Regions from separate parts of the Homo sapiens genome. Here region 2 is linked to region 1. The links are chromatin loops, found by intact Hi-C in ENCODE. Cell type or tissue: B cell. All regions are shown on one strand.

Region 1 (8,000 bases):
CAAGATGGCACCTTCTTGCTGTGTTCTCACAAGTAGAAGGTACAATTGGAAGGTTCCCTCAAGTCTCTTTTGTAAGGGTACTAATTCCATTCATGAGCATGGAACCCTCTTGACCTAATCACCTCCTCAAGGCCCCACCTCTTAATACACTGCAGTGGAGATGAGATTTCAACATGAGTTTTGGAGGGACATGAACATTCAAACCCTATTGGGGGTACTGGAACAGAACCTGGGCTATTCCAGTCAGTCCCTTCCTATCTCAAGATTTTCTGTTTCCAGCACATTATATAGTTATTCTTGAGAACTACAAGCAAAAATGAGAATGGATTGGATTGGTCCAGGGCCACCCAGAGAATTGTCCTAAGGTTTTATGTATATATGTATATATATATATATATATATATATATATATATATATATATATACACACACACACACACACACACACACACATGTGTGTGTATATATGTATATATGTGTATATATGTATGTATATATATATATATGTACATGTGTATAAATAAATGTGTGTGTGTGTGTGTGTGTGTGTGTATGTATACAGTCAGCCCTCTGCTTTCCCAGATGCAGAACATGGATTCTGCATCCATGGATTCAACCAACTTCAGATAAAAAATGTTTGAAAAAATTGCATCTATATTGAACATGCACAGAATATTTTTATTGTCATCATTCCTTAACAATACAGCATAATAACCATCTACATAGCACTTACATTGTATTAGGTATTATAAGTAATCTGGAGATAATTTAAAGTAGCTAGGAGCATGTGCATAAGTTATATGTAACTACTACACCATTTTATATAAGTGTCTTGAACATCACAGATTTTGCTATCCTCAGTCCCCCATGGATACCAAGGGGCAACTGTGTATTTCTTTTTAATTATTTGTTAGAATTTTTGTTCATTGTTCATTGAATTACTTGTTTTCTTATTACTGAGTTGTAAGAATTCTTTATACTTTGGATGTAAGTTCTCTGTTGGATGCCTGTTTACAGACAATTTCTCCCAGTCTGTGGCTTGACTTTCATTTTATAAAAGCTGTATTTATTGAAGTTTGTTTCATCATTTTTTTGGTTTGTTTTGTGCTTTTCATATCCTGCTTAAAAAATCTTTGCCTACTCAAGGGAAGACTTTCTCTTGTTTTCCCCCTGAAAAGTTCACAGTTTTAGCTTTTACATTTAGGTGGATCCATTTTGAACACATTTTTGTGTGTAGTGTAAGGTAAATCCAACGTTCTTTGTTTTTCATATAGATATCAAGTTGTGCAAGAACCATTTGATGAAAGAAAACTACCTTTTTACTATTGAATTACTTTGGAATATTTGTTGGAAAATCATTTGTCCATATATTGGTTCTTTCTGGATTTTCTATTCTGTTTCATTGCTCTATATGTTTAGCCTTACTCTAAAACCACATTTAATTATTATAGTTTTATAGGAAGTCTTAAATGTAGGTCTCCAAAACTTTGTCATTTTTTCCCAAAATTATTTTGATAGTCTAGGTTTATTCTATTTTCATACATATATTTAAATCAACTTGTCAATTTCATTTTTAAAAAGGACCTGCTGGGATTTGATTGGGATTATACTGAATTTCTAGACAATTTGAGAGAATTGATACCTTAACAATATTGAGTCTTCTAATCTATGAACATGGTATGCCTCTTCACTTATTTACTGTTCTTTCATTTCTCTAAGCACTTTTTTGTGGTTTTCAATATAGAAGTTTTGCGCATGTTTTGTTAATAATATGTTTTTTTAAGTTTTAGTTATCCTTGTCTGCTAATTCTTTAATCTCTGTCATTTCAAGATCTTGGAGTATTGACTGATTTTTTCTTCTAGTTTAGATTCACATTTACATACTTGTTGATGTGTTTAATAATTTTTTGACTAGACATAGACAACAGGACATTATGCACATTCTGTTAATTAGTACTAGGTTGTTTTTATTTCTTTAAAGAACCTTGTTAGCGTGAGTCTAGAATAGATGTTTACTCCGTGTAGTCAACAGAGACATTCCACTCTGGCTAGTTTGAGCTCAAATGTCTGCTAGCTCTATACAGGCTCTGGGAATTGTTTAGGTCACAATCTTCTAGTTGTTCATTGCCCAGTCTTGTGGATTTTACCCTAAATATAGTTGGCTTATTGCTTAGTTACTGACTCAGAGGATCCTTATACAAATTTTTCCTCTGCAGTAGTCTACCTTGAATATGTAAGCTTCTTCAGACTCCCTTAACTCTGGTCTTCATCTCCTTAACTTATTGAGATCGTCATTTTCTGTTTCGAAATTCCCTTTCCTGCATTCTGGTTCAGAGAATGCTTCTAGGCAGAAAGCTGGGATGAACATAATATTCAAACACCTTATTTGTTTCCTTCCTTTTGGGGATCATAGTTCTGTGCTATTTTCCAATGTCCAAACCAGCTGTTTCATATGGTTTGTCGAATTTTGAGTTTTTTACAGGAAGTTAGTGTCAGTTACTCCAACATGGCCAAAAGTGGAAGTCTGTTAATGAATTTTTGTTCCTTTTGCTAGTTTTTGATCACATGTTTACTTGCTTGATGGATGGAGAGTGTGTAATATAGTTCATTTAGCTATAAGTACATGGACTTTGTTTCTTGGTTAAATCTTCCATCTCTCTTCCTTCCTTCTCCTTCTCTACCCCGAGAAAGACATTAGCAATAAAACTTTTAAAACAGGAGTCCAGAGAGGCTCAGATAAGAAATGTAACCACAGATTATTTTTCTCCATCTGCTTTTCAATTTATATAGAACAGAGGGACCAAGTATAAAAATCATTAAACTTTTAAAATTTCCATTGATCAGTTTGAATTTATAAGAATAAATAGCTTTATGTTCCACTTAAAAATTTAAAAAATTACTCTACCATGGTGTATTGCAGTCAACTTTGCTATCTTCTTAGAAAAACATGTCTCAGAGTTTAGATGGAATTTACAAAGGAAAATTACCCATCAATATTAAAGCATAATAATAACACTGTTTTTTATTGACTACAGTAATATATATATATATATATATATATAATACCATTCGTTTACATGTATGTATGGAGAGACATTTACACACTGACAAGATATGCAGAAATGTAACTTTTTATTTCTGTAACATTCCCAATTATTTCCAACTAATCCCTAATCCCAGTAAAAGCAGAAATACTTGCTACTTTAAGGTTACCTGGTTTAAAGCTTAGTCTTTTTGAAAAAAAGTATTCAGGATAAATATTCACTTTTTCTGTCTGCTCTTTTCTCTAGGAAATAATTTGGAAGTGTGTAGGATAGGCTAGAAAGGTTAGAGATGACAAGTAGGATGTTTATTAGTATAAAGTTATTATAGAACAGGGGCCTAAACCAAGTTAGTGGGAGTGGAAAGGAGATGATAAATATGAGACAAAGATGCCATCTCAGAAAGGTTGATGACCACATCCCCAGGTCACCCAGCCTCAGTCATTCTGTCTCCAACATACGCGCCATTGGGCTTGGCCTTTCTACATATCTGTTCTAAAAACTGACAAATGGGGTTACACCTCTTCTGTCACTTTATGTTGGACAATCTCAATAATAGGCAATTTAGTAAATTATTATAGCAGCAAAGCTTTTTAAGATTTCATCTGTGTATAATGGTCACACTATTCACTCTTAACAGCGGGGCACCAGAGGCTTTAGGCAACCTAAGCACCATAGTAAAGCTGTCGTGCCACCTTGTGGTGTTTCAGATGGTTACAGACTGATGATTTTCCCCTAGCATTTATCTGGTTATAAAATTGATTTTCTCTTTTTCAAATTAGGCATTTTATCTTTTTGAAAAGTAAATTTTATTTTTAATAATTGACTTAAAATGATCAATAGCTGTAGCTTTTAGTGCTTTTAAAAGGACATTGTATGCAAATATAATAACTTCTTTCAAGTCAAGTTTTTGCTTGATACTAATTCTGGATTGTGTCTCTACAAAATTGTCACAATATGTTTAATTTTCAAATGCTATAGATTTTAGGCCATTGCTAGGTATGTTTATGTAATGCAATGCTGATTGCTCTTACTTTATGGGGCTTCACTTTAAGGTCTTTGTATAAAATAATGCATTTAAAACTCAACAAAGATATATATTGATTCTAATTAAAGGAAATTATGAAAAATGTAAAGATCTATATATATTACCTATTTTCCTCATTGTCTCACTTATTAGATATGGAAGAAATATTTCAAATTTAGACATAAAAAATTATCTTTATAACTCCAAGAAATTAATAAGGAACTTTTAATTTACTTAAAAAGATGATATTCAATGTGCCTGAGTGGGTTATGTATGTTAAGAGAGAGAGAGAGAGAGAGAGAGGGAGAGAGAAATGACATAAATAAATTTTAAAAATATGAAGATTAATGTATATTCTTCAGCTGAGATTATTTGATAATTATAGAAATTACTGTAACATCTTGGGATGTTATGAGTGCCAGATACTTTCTAGTCACCATGATAATTTCCTGCAAGGTCCATGGATTAATGTAAAATTTTGTGACATGCCAGCACTTACACTTTTCCCTTTTTCAGGAATCAATAATATAAAACTTATATTTAATGAAAGACAACACCTGAAAACTATCTTTTCAAGCAAGTTATGTCATTCACTTTTTCACTTCACTTTTTCTGTCACTTCTTCTGTCTGCTCATGTCATTCTTGTGATTTCTTTTTCCTTTCTTGAATATTTGGCATGTGATTTTTGGAGTGGCAGGTGAAGGCAGAGTGTATTCTATATAGGGTATTTTTTTTCTCAGTACATTTTTAAAATTTCAACTTTTATTTTAGGTTCAAGGGATGCATGTTTAGGTTTGTTACAATGGTATATTGTGTGAAACTGAGGTTTAGAGTATGAATGATTCCATCACCCAGGTAGTGAGCCAGGCACCCAACAGGTAGTTTTTTCATTCTTGTCTCCCTCTCTCCCTCTCTCTCTAGTAGTTCCCAGTGTCTGTTTTTCCCATCTTTATGTCTATGTGTATTCAATGATTAGATCCCACTTATATGTGAGAACACGCGGTTTTTGGTTTTCTGTTCCTGTGTAATTCACTTAGGATGATGGCCTCCAGATGCACCCATGCTGCTGCAAAGGACATGATTTCTTTCTTTTTTTGTGTGGCTACATAGTATTCCATGGTGTATATGTACCACATTTTCTTTATCTAGTCCACCTTTGATGGACACCTTGGTTGATTCCATGTCTTTGCTATTGTGAATAGTGCTATGATGAACATACAAATGCATGTGGTCTTTTTGGTAGAACTATTTATTTTCCTTTGGGTGTATAGCTAGTAATAGGATTACTGGGTTGAATGGTAGTTCTGTTTTAAGTTCTTTGAGAAATCTACAAACTGCTTCCACAGTTGGCTGAACTAATTTACATCCCCACCAACAATGTATAAGCATTGTCTTTTCTCTGCAACCTTGCCAATATCAGTTGTTGTTTTTTTTTGCATTTTAATAATAGCCCTTCTGACTGGTGAGATGGTATCTCACTCTGGTTTTTATTTGCATTTTTCTGATGATTATTAGTGATGTGGAGCATTTTTTCATGTTTTTTGGCCTTATGTATGTCTTCTTTTGAGAAATGAGTAAAATTTTTGAAGCATTGATCAAATCACATTTTTTGTTGTATTTGTCTTCTCACTTAGCTAAGCCAAAACAGATCAGCCAGCAGGGGTCAGGCTTTTATAGTGTATGGGTTTGAACTTTCCATCTCTCACAGTATCTTTTAGGAACCTGCAGGTTTCTTGATTACACCATTAGCATTGTACTTTTCAGAAATGAATGCTTACCAGTTAATTTTTTAACTAGAACCAAACCAAATTAATGTAGAATTGTGAGACTCTGTAGAAGCTTTCTGAGACAAAATTATTTGTTTAAATTTTGACCGGGCATGGTGGCTCACACCTATAATCCCAGCACTTTGAGTGGTGGAGGTGGGAGGGTTGCTTGCGCCTGGGAGTTCCAGACCAACCTGGGCAACATAGCAAGACCCCATATCTATTAAAAAATATAAAATTAAAAATAAAATTAATGCCAATCTGCTACTAAAAAATAAATATCATTCTTTAAAAATCTTTTATTTGGTATTTCTTCTAGTAATCACTGATGAGCTCATCAACATTTTGCATTAGGTTATCTATGTGTATGAAAATGAATAAGTGTGAGATCTATTTTAGGATGCTGAAAAGTAAAGGAAACATGTAATGCATTTGTTCTGAATATGACTAACTGTGTCTTTTAAATTCAGGACCTGGCCTTTCATTATCAAAAGTCCCAAGCAATATAAAAACCTTTCTTTCATGGATGCTATGAATAAGTTTAAATGGACTAAAAAGGAAGGTCTCTCCTTCAACAAGCTGGTCCTCAGCCTGCCAGTGAATGTGAGATGTTCCAAGACAGACAATGCTGAGTGGTCGGTAAGCTCTTTTTAACCTCTGACAACCCAGATGACACATTTTATCTGAATCTATTACAGGAAAACCTAAGGAGAAGACAAATATCCATAAATCCAGGGGTCCAGTTGCCTTCTAATGTCTGATAATTTTTGTTCAATGATTACTTGGATTGACTGAAAACTCCTCATTCTACCCCCTTTCAAGAGAAAAATTAGTTCTAAAACTAAGGTTGGGATAGAGCAGGAACAGGCCGGAATGAGTGCTGCAAAAAGCAATAGAGCCTGCTTTGTATTCTTTTCCAAAGGAGTGCCTGGCCCTCTTTTCTGTTTCCTCCTTAACCCTAGGTTTCTGACTCCCCCAGTGTGTGACTCCTTTGGTAACCACTCCTGCCCCCTTTATCCCCTGCAGAAGTGTGGGCAGCTGAGCGGCCTGGTCACTGTGCTGCCTTAAATCAGATGTTCATTTGCATTGTTTGTGCTTCCATTTTCAGATTCAAGGAATGACAGCATTACCTCCAGATATAGAAAGACCCTATAAAGCAGAACCTTTGGTGTGTGGCACGTCTTCTTCCTCTTCCCTGCACAGAGATTTCTCCATCAACTTGCTTGTTTGCCTTCTGCTACTCAGCTGCACGCTGAGCACCAAGAGCTTGTGATCAAAATTCTGTTGGACTTGACAATGTTTTCTATGATCTGAACCTGTCATTTGAAGTACAGGTTAAAGACTGTGTCCACTTTGGGCATGAAGAGTGTGGAGACTTTTCTTCCCCATTTTCCCTCCCTCCTTTTTCCTTTCCATGTTACATGAGAGACATCAATCAGGTTCTCTTCTCTTTCTTAGAAATATCTGATGTTATATATACATGGTCAATAAAATAAAACTGGCCTGACTTAAGATAACCATTTTAAAAAATTGGGCTGTCATGTGGGAATAAAAGAATTCTTTCTTTCCTACTACATTCTGTTTTATTTAAATACTCATTGTTGCTATTTCACTTTTTGACTTGACTTTTATATTTCTTTAAAAAATTCCTTCCTTTTAAAAAATATAAAAGGGACTACTGTTCATTCCAGTTTTCTTCTTCTTTGTTGTTCTTCTAGTGTGACTTTTCAAGTGTAACAGCCATTCTTCCTGACTTTAATATTGTCCAGTTCTGGTCTTTTCTGTGAATTACCACTGGGCCCCTTACCTCAATGCTTTTTGTTGATGCCCACTCTGGTTCCCTTGTTTATCTGAGTCTGTTGGTACCCCAAATGACCCCACACCCATCTTAAAGTACTTTTTTTCACCTTCCCTGTTTAGTACTGGCCAGATGAGTTTTTTCTAGAGCTCTGTCACTATCTGAAAAGAAAGAGGCTATGGGAAACATAGAAATGGTATGTATTAATAACTGATCATAGGCTGAGGAGAAAAAATGTAGCTGGCTGCAAACCCAGTGCTGTGAGGTGACTTATATGAGGTTCCAGATCAAAGACAGGCCGTGTGAGCCAGTCCAGGAGGGTGTAAGTTCTGAATGGTTCCTTGCTGACTTTGGGTGACACATGTAC
Region 2 (8,000 bases), 54 kb before region 1:
TTCTGTTTGCTTTTGTCAACATTTTATTTCATGGTTGCAGAAAATGAAGTCCAGAGGAAAAAACTGCCTTTCTCATCCAGTTAATTAATTGAAATTGAGATTGAAATTTAGGTCATAAATTTTTATTACTTATCTCTATCTCTCCTTCAAAATATGAAATATAAAACAATTTCAAAGCAAAAAATACACCTAAGATTTATATCTCCATTTTATCATCTCTTAACTATCTATAATTAAATAATTTTTAAAGCTTTTCAAAAAGCTCTAAATTACTTGGATATTATTATCCAGTAATTTAGAACAGCTGGACACTCACTTTGATTTCATTGACTTTTCTGAGACATTTAAAAGAGGGAAAAATTGAAATATTTATATTTAACTAGATTTTTATATGGTATATTAGTTCCTTTATAACTTGGAATTCATTACTTTTACTATCTTTCCTTTTTATTTCTATACTTCCTTTTAAGATAAAGTTTAGTTCCTTTAAGAACTGGACTGCCAGATGAACCTGATTTGTTTAGTAAGGCAAACTCTTATTGTAAGTGTTTGTAAGATTCACAGTTGAATTACATTTACAAGGTTAGAGAACTAAGTTCTTTTTTCAGTGGTAAACAGGAAATGTCAGTACTCTGAGTAATATTTTCCACTCATATAGCAAATAGAATTTTCCAAAAGATTGTTAGTTCAGTCACATTTTTTTCAAACTATATTTACTCCAAGTGCTAAGAGATATTTTATGGGATAATTTATTTCTTCTTCAGCTTGAATTAATAATCAGATAAAATTCATATGTGATATGATGTGCTTCTGGACTGGCTTTTAACAATCTTGCAAAGAGGTCACAACTGTTGAGTTTTTATCTCTCATCATTTGAAAGATTAAGGAGTTTTTTTCTCTAGAGAACACTTTATTTTCTAATATGAGAATATTTTCTAACGTGTATTTGTTTCATTTCCAGTGTAATATATACTTCTCATAATAAGTAAAAAAGTAAAAAATATATAAAATAAAAAGTAGTAGTGCCCTCTTTCTCCAAATTCTACTTTCCTGAGGTGACTAATGCTAACAGATTTATTTGTATTTTTCTAAAACTTTATGCTGAAGAAAACATTTACAACATTTATATAGGATTTTTTTGGGTTAATCTCTTTTATTTGTAAACAAATTAGGATCACTCTATATCTATTACTTTGAATTTTGCTTTTCAAATTAATGCCCTCATCATTACTGGACAAAATATTATAACACATTATTTTTAATGTTTACATAATTTAATCTCCTATTATGTATAAACCATAATTTTTGCAGCCATACACTTTTGATGCACATTCAAGATGTTGTAAGCTTTTTGCTACCATAAACATTGCTTCAGTAAATGTTCTTGTAAGTATATCGTTATGTATTGGTGGTTTCATTCCTATACGCTAGATTGCTAAATGGATTGAATCAAGATTACATGTATTTCAAACTTTAATATATTTGTCAGATTACTTTATAAAATTCACACACTAGCTGTATGTGAATATTTTCTCATCCCTTCTTGAGCACTGGATATTTTAGTCTTTTAAATTTATTGCCTGTTAATGGATGAAAACTAATATTTCTGATTGCTTTGGCTTGCTTTCCTTAGACTACTAGTGAGGCTTATGCTCTTTTTATGCTCTCTTCTGTCAGTTTGCTGTTCAACCCTTTACCGATTTCTTTTTAAAACATTCTTTTATTGAATTGCCTAGATAAAAGTGCACAAACAGTATAAAACTCATTGAATTTTCATAAGGTGAACTGACTCATGAAACCAGAATCAAGATCAAGAATAGAGTATCAACTCAGAAGCGTCCTTTGCGTCCCCTCCCAGGTACTGTCTGTCCCCAGAGGTCACCAGTTTGCTGACTTAAATCACTCTTTACTAATTTTGCCTGTTGTGAATTTTTTGTAGGTAGACAGAAACGCTAGTGCTCTTCTGTGTCTGGCTTTTTTTGCCGAACGGGATGTGCAAGTTGGCCATGTTGTTTGTAGAAAATAATGTGTTCATTTTCATCTTTGAATTTCATTTTCTGAACATACCAGAATTTTTTATTCATTTTTATTGGTTAGCTATTTCTGTGAACCAAACCAACCCAAAGTTCAACAACTTTAAATAAGCTTTAAATGAAGAAGCACATGTTATAGTTTACAAGTCAGCTTGGTGGTTCTTCTGTTTGTAGCTGGGCTACAAACAGGTATGTAACCAGCTTGGGTTGGGTATGCAGCTTTCTAATAGTGCCTGGGCTCTCTCTTCTTGTTGGGAGTCAGCTGGTTGTAAGCAGGTCTAGGAGGCCTCAGCTGAACAAGTGGGCTCTCCTTTATAGTATCTTGTTCTCTAGAAGTCTAGACTGGGCTTGTTCAAATGGTGATGGCACAGTTCCAAAAGAGAGAGTAGAAACTGTAAGGCCACTTGAGGCTTGGTTTGGGATTAGCACGCCATTGCTCCTGCCATAAGAAGCAGGCCCAGCCTACATACCGGAGAATGGTGATAGACTCCAACCCCTGAAGGTCTAGTTTGTGGGAGAACTTTCTGACCTTACCTGGAGTTGAGTCAATTTAGAGAGCTGAGCAAAATACAGGGATAGAGGAAGCAGTGGGAAAGGACCTGGGAGCTCACTGGGTCCCTAAGCATGCCATCCCTGCTTGGTACCACAGGGATCTTTTGGGAGGGTGACCAGAGGCACAGGGTAAAATGCCACAGGGAGAAGGAAGTCCCCAGCTGAACTTTGTAACAATTTGAATCCAGCAAGAAGCCTCCTGGCCAGAACCTGGGGAAGGGCACGAATCTGGTGTGCAGACTCCACGGGTGAGGGAAGAACCAAATCCTTTTTCTTCTGCACCTGGGAAGTGGCTAGTCTGGGGCAAGTTCTCAAGCCGTGCTCATCTACTGCCTGGAAACAGGATGTTGGGGGAGGGGCATGATGGGAGGGAGACCAGCCCTTCAGATTGTGTGGGAGCTGAGTGAGGCCTGTGACTGTTGGTTTTCCCCTACTTCCCTGGCAACCTGCATGACTCAGCAGAAGCAGCCATGATCCTCCTAGGTAGATGACTCCATTGACCTGGGAACCTCACCCCCATTCCCCACAGCAGCTGCAGCAAGACCCTTCCAAGGAGAGTCTGAGCTCAGACACACCTAGCCCTGCCCCCACCTGATGGGCCTTCCCTACCCACCCTGGTAGCTGAAGACAAACGCTATATACTCTTGGGAGTTCTAGGGCCCCGCCCACCACCACTTCCTCTTCGTACCACCACAGCTGATGCTCTCTGGAAAGTGCCACCTCCTGGCAGGACGCCAACCAGCACAAAAATAGAACTTTAAATCACCAAAGGTAAGAACCCTCACAGAGCCCATTTCATCTCCCTGCCACCTCCACTGGAACAGGTGCTGGTATCAATGGCTGAGAGGCCCATAGACAGTTCACATCACAGGGCTCTGTGCAGACAAACCCCAGTACCAGCCTGGAGCCTGGTAGACTTGCTGGGTGGCTACACCCAGAAGAGATATAACAATCACTGCAGCTTATCTCACAGGAAGCCACATCCATAGAAAAAAGGGGAGAGTACTATATTAAGGGAACATCCCCTGGGACAAAATAATCTGAACAGTAGCCTTCACCCGTAGACTTTTCCTCTGACAGAGCCTACCCAAATGAGAAGGAACCAGAAAACCAACTCTGGTGATATGACAAAACAAGGCTCTTTAACACCCCCAAAAAATCACACTAGCTCACCAGCAATCGATCCAAACCAAGAAGAAATCCCTGATTAACCTGAAGAAGAATTCAGGAGGTTACTTATTAAGCTAATCAGGGAGACACCAGCGAAAGGCAAGAAAATCCAAAAAACAATACAAGAAGTGAAGGAAGAAATATTTAAGGAAATAGATTGTTAAAGAACAAACAATCAAAACTTCAGGAAACCTTGGACACTCTTATAGAAATGCAAAATGTTCTGGAAAGTCTCAGCAATAGAATTGAACAAGTAGAAGAAAGAAATTCGGAGCTCAAAGACAAGGTCTTCAAATTAACCCAATCCAACAAAGACAAAGAAAAAATAAGAAAATATAAACAAGGCCTCCAAGAAGTCTGGAATTATGGTAAATGACCAAACCTAAGAATAAGGAAGAGGTATTCCTGAGGAAGAAAAGGAATCTAAAAGTTTGGAAACATATTTGGGGAGATAATCAAGGAAAATTTCCTTGGCCTAGCTAGAGACCTCGACATCCAAATACAAGAAGCACAAAGAAGATCTGGGAAATTCATCACAGAAAGATAATCACCTAGGCACATCATCATCAGGTTATGATGAAGTTAAGATGAAGGAAAGAAGTGTAAGACCTACGAGACAAAAGCACCAGTTAACTTATAAAGGAAAACCTATGAGATTAACAGCAGATTTCTCAGCAGAAACCCTACAAGCGAGAAGGAATTGAGGCTTTATCTTCAGAATCCTCAAACAAAACAATTATCAGCCAAGAATTTTGTATCCAGTGAAACTGAGCATCATATATGAAGGAAAGATATAGTCTTTTTTAGACAAACAAATGCTGAGAGAATTCGCCACTATTAAGGAAGCACCACAAGAGCTGCTATAAGGAGCTCTAAATCTTGAAACAAATCCAGAAACACATCAAAACAGAACCTCTTGAAAGCATAAATCACATAGGACCTATAAAACAAAAATACAATTTAAAAAGCAAAAACAAAAAACAAAAAATCCAAGGTACACAGGCAACAAATAGCACAATGAATGCAATGATACCTTACATCTCAATACTACATTGAATGTAAATCGCCTAAGTGCTCCACTTAAAAGATATAGAACTGCAGAATGGATAAGAACTTACCAATCAACTATCTGCTGCCTTCAGGAGACTCACCTAACACGTAAGGACTCACATAAACTTAAAGTAAAGGGGTGGAGAAAGGCATTTCATGCAAATGGACGTCAAAAGCAAGCAGGGGTAGCTATTCTTACATCAGACAAAACAGACTTTAAAGCAACAAGCAACAGCAGTTAAAAGAGAAAAAGAGGGATATTAAATAATGTTAAAAGGCCTTGTCCAGCAGGAAAATATCACAATCCTAAACATACATGCACGTAACATTGGAGCTCTCAAAATTGTAAAACAGTTACTAATAGAACTAAGAATTGAGATAGACAGCAACACAATAATAATGAGGGACTTCAATACTCCACTGACAGCACTAGACAGGTCATCAAGACAAAGTCAACAAAGAAACAATGGATTAAAACTATACCATGGAACAAATGGACTTAACAGATATATACAGAACATTTCATCCAACAACTGCAGAATGCACATTCTTTTCAACAGTGCATGGAACCTTCTCCAAGACAGGACACGTGATAGGCCATAAAACAAGCCTCAATAAATTTAAGAAAATTGAAATTATATCAAGCACTTTCTCAGACCACAGTGGAATAAAACTAGAAATCAACTCTAAACAGAACCTTCAAAACTATGCAAATACATGGAAATTAAATAACCTGCTCCTGAGTGAGCATTGGGTCAAAAATGAAATCAAGATAGAAATTTAAAAATTCTTTGAACTGAATGACAATAATGACACAACCTATCAAAATCTGTGGGATACAGCAAAGGTGGTGTTAAGAGGAAAGTTCACGGCCCTAAATGCCTACATCAAAAGGACTGAAAGAGCACAAACTGACATTCTAAGGTCACACTTCAAGGAACTAGAGAAACAAGAACAAACTAAACCGAAACCCAGCAGAAGAAAGGAAATAACCCGGATCAGACCTGAACTAAAAGAAATGGAAACAAACAAACAAAAAACAATACAAAACATTAATGAAACAAAAAGCTGATTCTTTGAAAAGATAAATAAAGTTGATAGACCATTAACAAGATTAACCTAGAAGAGAGAAAATCCAAATAACCTCATTAAGAAACAAAATGGGAGATATTGCAACTGATAACTGAAACACAAAAGATCATTCAAGGCTACTTTGAACACCTTTATACACATAAACTAGAAAACCTAGAAGAGATGGATAAATTTCTGGAAAAATACAACTCTCCTAGCTTAAATCAGGAAAAATTAGATACCTTGAACAGACCAATAGCAAGCAGTGAGATTGAAAGGATAATTAAAAAATTACCAACAATAAAAAAGTCCGGGGCCAGACGGATTCACAGCAGGCATTCAAAGAAGAATTGGTACCAATCTTTTTGACATTATTCCACAAGATAGAGAAAGGGAGAACCCTCCCTAATTCATTCTATGAAACCAGCATCACCCTAATACCCAAACCAGGAAAGGGCATAACCAAAAGAGAAAACTACTGACCGATATAACCAATGAACTTAGATGCTAAAATCCCTAATAAAATGCTAGCTAGCCAAATCCAACAACATATCAAAAAGATAATCTACCATGATCAAGTGGGTTTCATACCAGGGATGCAGGAATGGTTAAGCATAGGCAAGTCAGTAAATGTGATACAGCACATAAACAGAATTAAAAACAAAAATCACCTGATCATCTCAATAGATGCAGAAAAAGCATCCAACAAAATCTGGCATCCCTTTACGATTAAAACTCTTAGCAAAGTCGGCATACAAGGAACATACCTCAATATAATAAAAGCCATCTACGACAAACCCACAACCAGCATAATAATGAATGAGGAAAAGTTGCAAGCATTCCCTCTGAGAACTGGAACAAGACAAGGATGCCCAATCTCACCACCCCTCTTCAGCATAGTACTGGAAGTCCTAGCCAGAGCAATCAGACAAGAGAAAGAAATAAAGGGCATCCAAATCAGTAAAGAGAAAGTCAAACTGTCCCTGTTTGCTGTTGATATCATTTACCTTGAAAACCCCAAAGACGACTCCAGAAAGCTCCTAGAACTGATAGAAGAATTTGGCAAAGTTTCTGGATACAATATTAAGGTATAGAAATCAGTAGCTCTTCTATACTTCAACAGTGACCAAGCAGAGAATCAAATCAAGAATTCAACCCCTTTTACAATAGCTGCAAACAAACAAACAAACAAAAACAAAAACAAAAAACTTAGAAATATACCTAACCAAAGAGGCCAAGGACCTCTACAAGGAAAGCTACAAAACACTGCTGAAAGAAATCACAGATGACACAAACAAATGGAAACACATCCCATGCTTATGGATGGGTAGAATCAATATTGTGAAAATGACTGTACTGTCAAAAGCAATCTACAAATTCAATTCAGTCCCCGTCAAAATACCACCATCATTCTTTCTTCACAGAATTAGAAAAAACAATTCTAAAATTCATATGGAACCAAAAAAGAGCCTGCATAGCCAAAGCAAGACTAAGCAAAAAGAACAAATCTGGAGGCATCACACCACTTGATTTCAAACTATAAGACCATAGTCACCAAAACAGCATGGTACTGGTATAAAAATAGGCACATAGACCAATGGAACAGAATAGAGAACACAGAAATAAACCCAAATACTTACAGCCAACTGTTCTTCGACAAAGCAAACAAAGACATAAAGTGGGTAAATGACACCCTTTTCAACAAATGGTGCTGAGATAATAAGCTAGCCACATGTAGGAGAGTGAAACTGGATCCTCATCTCTCACCTTATACAAAAATTAATTCAAGATGGATTAAGGACTTAAATCTAAGACCTGAAGCTATAAAAATTCTAGAAGATAACATTGGAAAAACTTTTCTAGACATTGGCTTAGGCAAGGATTTCATGACCAAGAACCCAAAAGCAAATGCAATAAAAACAAAGATAAATAGTTGGGACCTAATTAAACTAAAGAGCTTTTGCACCTCAAAAGGAATAGTCAGCAGAGTAAACAGACAACCCACAGAGTGGGGGAAAATTTTCACAATCTATACGTCTGACAAAGGACTAATATCCAGAATTGACAACAAACTCAAACAAATCAGTAAGAAAACAAACAAACAATCCCATCAAAAAGTAGGCT

The links. A loop is a pair of places that touch in the nucleus more often than their neighbours do. Peaks named below come from ENCODE experiments on the same cell type or tissue, not always from the same donor. Only the 100,000 strongest peaks of a DNase experiment are listed, where the experiment ranks them.
Region 2: a loop joins it to region 1, with 3 times the contacts of the local background. A loop is called at or near these places in 2 of 110 quality-filtered maps.

What each region holds. Positions count from the first base shown.
Region 1 is chr6:132,296,261-132,304,260 of GRCh38, reverse strand. MOXD1 (monooxygenase DBH like 1) reads left to right here. Exons shown (of 12, transcript NM_015529.4): 11 at 6,306-6,474; 12 at 6,944-8,000. The coding sequence ends at 7,108. Among named protein-coding and RNA genes, the nearest start is that of MOXD1, 100 kb to the left of the region's middle. In B cell, CTCF peaks have their summits at 3,569, 3,769 (motif pointing left), 5,523 and 5,725 (motif pointing right); DNase peaks (open chromatin) are centred at 3,720 and 5,740.
Region 2 is chr6:132,349,949-132,357,948 of GRCh38, reverse strand. The region is part of intron 4 of MOXD1 (monooxygenase DBH like 1); the gene reads left to right. Among named protein-coding and RNA genes, the nearest start is that of MOXD1, 48 kb to the left of the region's middle. RefSeq lists an enhancer at 2,379-3,578. In B cell, no CTCF peak of the experiment used is centred here; DNase peaks (open chromatin) are centred at 3,268 and 5,758; H3K4me3 peaks cover 4,114 bases; H3K27ac peaks cover 5,983 bases.